Linked DNA regions of Homo sapiens: region 1 is linked to region 2. A link is a contact called in ENCODE Hi-C data. All regions are on one chromosome and are shown on one strand. The core of a region is the stretch at or near the end of the contact, and the rest is flanking DNA. Distances in the headings are between cores, read along the strand shown. Region 1 holds the start of PPP2R2B (protein phosphatase 2 regulatory subunit Bbeta). Region 2 holds the start of PPP2R2B-AS2 (PPP2R2B antisense RNA 2).

Region 1 (3,838 bases), core at 285-2,784, 320 kb after region 2:
TAGTGCTTATGTCAGAACAAGCTGGGAGAGAGGGAGAGACGACAATTTCACCTCTTGGCAAAGCTCAGCTTGCTGAACCCTTTTGCTTTCTGCTGGCTGTTGATTCAGCAGAAACTACTGCTGCAGAATTCATAATGGTGATTTTTAAAGGCCCCACCGATCGCGTTGCTCACCCCACGTGTCAGCCTCATTCGCTGCCCGCCAGAGCACTATTTCCCCAGCCACCTTTTTATTTTTGCTAATGCACTTCCAAAAGGAAAGAGGTTCGCCCGTCTGCAAAGGGCTTTTTGGGGTTTTGATTGTCTAAGCAGGTAACCTGGCCGGCCGGGGAGATGAATGGGCAGGAAATGAAACCTTGCCCTCCCTGCAGCCACTGAGAGACATAACATCGTTTCGCTCAGGGAGGGGGGACCAAGGTCCTACTGGGCCCCTCCCTTCTTATCTCCCCCCAAGACCCCTGCGAACATCTCGGGGAAGGGGTCATCTGCCTTCCTGGGGTCATCTTTCTGGGCGAGAGCCCCACCCTGAAAAAGCCTAATCCCTGAGGGCCATTTTAACTCCCGTGGGCGCCGGGTCCACCTGCTGCTGAACGCCGAGCTCGCCTCGCGGAGCCCGGATGGATGCGAGGTGCACTGGGGCTGCCGGGGCCAGCCGAGCCCCCGCCCCAGCCCTAGGGCCCGGAGGAGTCTCCGCCACTACGCGCCCAGCTGCCCAGGAAGCACAGTGATCCGCAACTTGCGCCCGGCCCCAACGGCGGAATGCGGCGGGGCTGGCGTTACCTTCGGTCGCATAGCTGTGGTCGCGCAGGAAACTGTTGTTGATTTTGCGGGTATCAATGTCCTCCTCCATTGACAGCAGGCTTACTTGCGTGGGAACCAGAAGCCGGCAGACAAGTATCCATGATCCCTCCCCGCAGCCAGTCTCACAGGAGAGGGGGGCAGGGGAGCCAGTGGGACTGCACCATGGTCCGAGCCTGAGGAGGAGACGGGGAGGCGGAGAGAAAAAAAATAAAAACCCGGCAATGGAGCTGTCACCTCCTCCACTCGGGTTCTGCGAGGCTGCGGCGGCTCCTCCCGCGCGGTGCGCTCACTCCAGCTCCAGTTCCCAGCGAGGATGCTGCGCCTGCCTCCGCTGCCTCCGGGTGCCAAGATACGCCGTGCCCCGAGGGGTCTGGTCCCGCCCGCCCGCCCCGGAGGCGCTCACAAGCGGGTCTGGGGAGATGCCCAACAGGTTCCCCTCCTTGGCAGCCGCTCCAAAATGCAAAAAAGATCCCTCCTCCCCCTGGGAGAGCGGGCAGCCGCGACAAAATGGTGCCTTTCTGGACCCGAGCTGCAGTGGCGAGATGGCAGGGACAGGATTCAGGCTTGCCTGGCCGGAATGAGGGTGCTGGTCCCACGGGAGGGCGGCTCCGGCAGGCGGGGGTAGGGAAGCTGGCGGGGAGCTGGGCAGGGCGCTGCAGCCGGCGCCAGCGCACTCACCCTCACACCCACACGCGCGCACTCGCAGCTGCTGCTGCTGCTGCTGCTGCTGCTGCTGCAGGAGGCTGGAGGCGGCTGGTGCATTAAAGGCGAGGCTCCTCCCAACCGCGTCAGCAGCCCCACGACTCTTTCCCAGCAGCAGTGGTGGCCGAGGCAGAGGCTGCGGCTGCTCTTTGCTGCAGTGGGGCGCATGCAGCCGCGAATCGGCACCTGGGCAGCAAGCGACTAGCTTGCAGGTTCAGGTGGAACGCATAGACGCGCTCTTCCAACCTCCTCCCCTCTCGCGCCACTCAGCTAAGGGCCACGTCTACGCTAGCACCCAGAGCCCCTAGCTCCCTGCCTTTCTCCGGACGCCTGAACTTGAGAACAGCAAAGAGAAGTAGGTTCCTTTGGATAGTCAGGAAGTCTACATCCAGGTCCCTTTTCCTCACCCTTATATGATGCATGTGGTCCCTTGGTGAATTTAAAGGGCGAGGTTTGGGGCTCGAAGCTTCAGAAAAAGAGGAGAAAGTGGGAAGTGCCGCTCAGAGCCTATCTTAAGCCCTCTAGTAGGAATAGGAGGGGGATCAGGGGCCAGAACTTTGCAACTGGTTCCCCCATTCCTAAGAGTCAAAATACCTTCTAACTGTAGGAGGCTGGTGTTCAATAAAGCATCTGTGTCTACACAGGTGGAGGAAAGCACCAGACTAGTAAACAGGATCAGTCTGAAAAAGTCCACTCTCCCTTGCAGTTTGCACTTCGTTTTGGACAAATTATTGCAGCCTCTCCGTTAGGTTTTGCTTGTGCAGGAACACCTTCTATTTGCTGTCAGCATGGAAGGTACATTGAAGCACAGAAACATAAGCATAAGAGCCCTGTGCCCACAGAGAGCCACTGCTACCCTGGGGGAATTTCAGGAGTCCAATTAATACAGAAAAGAGACCTGTCTTCCTACTTCAACTAGGAAGAAAATGTAGAATTCCCTCCCCACCCATGTTTTCCCAAATTTCAAACTCTACTTTTGAAAGAAAATGAGATTACTATTGTTATGAAACAACCAAAAACATTTAATGAAGCAACCCAAATCACTAGAAAGCCAATTTGGAAAAGACATCAACCCCAATCAGTAGAAAGCCAATTGGAAACGACATTTCCTAGGTTTCATCTTGTAGAAGGTATTCATTTCAATGGGTACCACTGTAGGGAGAGACATCAGCAAATGTTTTGCTCAGTTAAGCTCCACAAGTTTAGCTAGATGGGCCCAGAGGGACCTATGAGTTAATTATATACATACAATGCTTCGGCTAACACAATTTAGAAAGTATTTGAAGTTCAGAAAAATGGAAAAACAAGTCCTTAACTGAGGTTGGGAATTGTCATTAGATTTCCATGCAGTATGGATACTTCTGGTAGATAGAAAATGACATCTTCCTCATCTCCAGAAATTGACTGCATATCCCTGGGAGAAAAGAGCAGAAATGTTCCTTGACATAGTTATTTTGTGTGTGTGTGTGTGTGTGTGTGTGTGTGTGTGTGTGTGTGTGTGGTGGGGGGAGTTCAGTTCAACTTTCAATAGATTCTATTTTATTTTCATCTAGTGCTTAAGACTTATACACTTGTTTGTTCAAAATCCACATTTAAAATTTTAGTAACAGGTGAAGACGGGTACAAGTTGATTTAATCCACTTCAGTACAAGTTGTCGTGGCTGGTTCTTCCATGGGATGAGCTGTATCTATCACCGAGGTTCCAACATTCAGTCCTTTTGTAGTTACACATTGCAGCTTCTCTTGGATATTGGCACAATTTGGAGTAGGAGCAGAGTGGGGAAAAGCTAAGTTCATCTCTTAGTGAATCAAAATGATGAGAAGACATTGTGCCTTCGGTTGGAATGATCTTAAAATTGTTTCAGGAGGCCTTGGAATAGTATTTGGGAAAATTTCCCCTGTATCTTTCTGAATCAAGGGCTAGATTGGGACAGAGCTGTGTGATGAATCAGGTAGGCCCAGGCTCATTGGCCAGGCTGTGCTTGAGGAATTTTCCATTGTAACCAATGGGGAGAATGTCCCTTCCACAGATCGAGTCTCTGGGTTTATTTATTTTTCTTTTCACATATGCTGCAAACTTTCTCCTGCATTTATTCAACAGTCCAGGCATTTTTCCTAAGACACATGTTCTGAGAAGGCAGATTGGATAGGTCTCCATTGTTTAAGTAGATTTCAAGGTTTCCATTTGGCCAACTACTCTTTTCTAATATGAGAGAACTAGCTCATCCACCCAAAACCAAGGGGAAAAAAGCTGTTGGCTCTGTGCCATAACACAACGACCTGTGGTGGAGGTAAGGGAGTGAAAAGAGCCCTGTGCACCACTGTGGAGCTGGGGG
Region 2 (3,545 bases), core at 1,005-3,504:
CAGACAGATTCTAATATTCTGAATCTGGTGGGAGGGCACAGATTCTACCCTAGGCAGTGACTCAAGCTCTCCAAGCCTGACTTTCTTCATTTTGTGATTTAGGGATTATTCTGACTTCAGTGGCAAGTTGTGAAGAGTGAATTTGATAATCTAGATTGCATAACTCTGAGTCCCCTAACCTCATAAAGCTGCCTATTTTTTAATGCCACAGTTTGTGGGAGGGACACTGAACTGTTCTTCAGAGTTTCTGAGGATTCCTGGGTGAGGGGTGTGTGTCTCTGGAGGGCTCTGTGCTGTAGATGGTTCTCCTGGAGGCCTGGTCTGGCAGATACTGCTCCGCCTCCCTGTCTCCCTTCCTCCCACTAGATGTGACCCCTTTACTCCATTTGCTCAAAGAAGCACTAACCCAGGAACCATCTAACCATCTATTCACTCAGTAGATACTCCTTGAACTCCTACTATGTGCTATGGAGGAGCAGTTGTGAACCAGAGGGAAGCCCCTGCTCTCGTGAAGCCTGCATTCCAGTGGGAATGATGAAACGCAGGCACACGGGACATTTCAGGTACCGGTGGGTGCTGTGAGGGTGATGATGCCATGGAAGATGGGTAGGATGGGTGGTCAGGGAGGGCCCTTCCGAGGATATGACAGTGAAGGTAAAGAAAGAGCCAGTCACGTGAAGATCTGGGGAAAGAGTGTTCCAGGCAAGGGAGCTGTGAGTTCAAGCGTGGTAGGATAAAGAGACCGGGTCATTCAACAAACATGAAAGGAGAGAGTGTGGCAGGAAAGCGTGGTGTGAGATGATTAGAGAAGTGTGCAGTCCAGAGCTAAGAGTTCATAATAAGAAATTTGGATTGTATTCTAAGTACAGCTGGAGGATTTTATGTGGATGCTTGACATATTTTGGTTTATGGTGGTGGTGGGAAGGTCACTCTAGTTGCTGTGTGTGGACTAGGTTGTAGTTGTGGGGAGGAATGGGAGCGGGAAGGGCAGTTGGAGGCTTCTGCAGTGGTTAAGGTGAGAGATGACGGTGGCTTGGACCAGTGTAGTTATCAGTGGCATGATGGCAATAAATAGATGGGGTCACGAGTTTTTCTGGAGGCTCTGGAATTTGGTGGCCAGGTCTTATGTGTACAGAGAGAATCCGCCCATGGATTCAGTGTGGGCAAGAATGGAGTGAGGGAAACTGAGGATGGCTCCTAGGTGTTTTATGGGTTTTAGGTTTTGGCTACCCTCAAATCTAGAAAAATTTGGCAATTTCGGCTCACATAATATATCAGCCTTTTTCTGCCTTGAGGATTTTCTCATTAGCTATGTCTCTCCATGAGCCTCTCATCTTTTCTATGCTCTGGGCTTTCTCTTCTTATGTTCTCTGTTTTGTGGGCTGAATATTTTTGAGCAGGGATGGCATTATTTAGAGCTTTTTATTGGTAGCCTACTGAGTGCTCAAACCTGTGCTAGTCCCTATAGGGAATATGGAAAGACTTCTTGGAGCCATTATTATGCTAGTGTCCATTGTGATGCTCCTGGCAAGGGCATTCTCCTATTCCTATGACCACAGAGCTTCCCCTTCCCCTTTGCCCTGAAGATTCTCTCATGGGACTAGTGTTTCATTGAATAACATGTTGGTTATGTGTAGCATGCTGGTTACGTGTAGCATGCTGGTTATGTGTAGCATGCTGGTTATGTGTGGCATGCTGGTTACGTGTAGTGTGCTGGTTACGCGTAGCATCCTGGTTATGTGAGGCATGCTGGTTAGGAGCTCTAGGCTCAGGATCTTGATTCTGCCCTCTTTGGTTGCATGAGCTGTGCAAGCTGCTTAACATCTTTCAGGCTAACTTTCTATATTTGTAAAATGGGAAACAGACTTCTTAGGAAGATTTTAAGAGATGTCTTACAGGACCTGGCAGATATATGCTCAATAAAAAGTAAACTAGCTGGTGTTGCTGCTGTTGCTCTTACTGTTGTTTTTATTGACTTGAATAAAGGAATCTTGCACCTGTCAAAATGAAACACTACATAGTAGGTCCTGATATTTTGCCATACTCAGCTGGTGATAAGAATCAGAGAAGCCAGCCATTTGAATAACTATGATTTATTGAATTCTTACCATGTTCTAAGTTCTTTATGTATACTGTTTCGTTTAATCTTCACAACAATTCTAGGAGTCAGGTTCAATTGTTATTGCCATTTGATAGATGATGAGGGCAATGAGTCTTAGAGAGGTTAAATAATTTGCTAAAGGCCACACAGCCTGTAAAGTGGCAGAAGCTGGGACCATCCAACTCTAAAGCCCACATTCTTAGACATTAGGGGATATTGAATGAAGTGTGTGTATGTATGGGGGAATTTAAGAGAATATCAAACCATTTGTAGAGTTCTACCCAATATAGAGACCTTATCTAATGTAAGAGAACTCTGAAGACATCTCATTGATTGAATGCTCTCCCCTTCATAGCAACTTCTTCTGCGGCTTCCTTGCCTGGTGCTCCAGTCTTTGAGGTATGCTTGATGGTTCTGAATTCAGATTTGAATCATGTGTCTGCCTGGTTTTTGTACCCTTGGACAGCAAACTTAATCGCCAAGGCTCAGTTTTCTTCCCTTTTTTTTTTTAAAGTGGTTATAATGGTATCTATGCCACAGGCTTGTGGTAAAACTTAGTCTGATGAGATCTGATACATGCTGATGTTTATTGGGCACTTAATATTATTATTAGTGAAACCTGGCTAAATATAACTCTTTGATGAATGTATGTAATTTCAGGGAGTTAGTTTTACTAAAGTACTTGAAAATGTTAATTGATCTAGGATACTTTTATTTCATAGACAACGTATAGGTAAAGTCAATAACAGTTATTTTAGATTTTGTGAATTCTAGGGTAGTAGCATTAGAATGGAAGTTTTATTTCTTTTAATTGGACTACAGCCACCATTCCATAAATCTACTGCACACCTTAAGTCACCCAGTGCTCTTGCATTCATCTTTGTTCATTGCTTGGATGTCAAGCAGTCTGCCTGGAGCTGCTTATAGAGGCCTAAATTTAGAATCTGCCTACCTATAAATAAGGTCCAGAAAGATAGATGACTTCGGTCACCTGAAACTGTTATTAGAAAACACATAGACTAACCTATCAAGGGAATGAGAGGGAGGACAAGAGAGGTAGGCCTAGGGAGAGGGAGGACAGAGCTTAAAAGGAGGGGTTGTGATGGATTGTTTAGCACCTGTAAACAAAGAACTGTGCCTGGGGCTCTCCTGGCTGTTGGAAATCCAGCCCAAATGTTCAATGACTCACTCAATCGTTGTTCAGCTTGTTTAAGTCCATGCCATTTGTACATATGATGGGATTTTATGAGACATTTTACAACAATTCCCCACCAGTGTTTGGGGAAATCATGTCATAAGATTCAACCTTCTTTCTTTTTCCATTCTGAGATGGTTTCTCCTAAAATAGCTTTTATGTGCCCTGAGCAGTTGGCTACTCTGTTTCTACTAAGAAATACAGGCTGGCCTCACTGAGCAGGAGGCCCTTGCATTTGATTTTCAGAAG

The links. Hi-C counts contacts between places; a loop is a spot of excess contacts on that map. Pooled maps may share reads with other maps.
Region 1: a pooled map shows a loop between it and region 2 (2.3-fold over the local background). The contact joins the promoter of PPP2R2B here to the promoter of PPP2R2B-AS2 in region 2. A Hi-C loop is called at or near these places in 5 of 50 pooled maps.

What each region holds. Positions count from the first base shown.
Region 1 is chr5:146,877,223-146,881,060 of GRCh38, forward strand. It overlaps PPP2R2B (protein phosphatase 2 regulatory subunit Bbeta), which reads right to left and starts at 1,535. Exons shown (of 10, transcript NM_181675.4): 1 at 1,369-1,535; 2 at 780-973. The coding sequence starts at 849.
Region 2 is chr5:146,560,972-146,564,516 of GRCh38, forward strand. It overlaps PPP2R2B-AS2 (PPP2R2B antisense RNA 2), which reads left to right and starts at 2,255. Exons shown (of 6, transcript NR_188288.1): 1 at 2,255-2,500.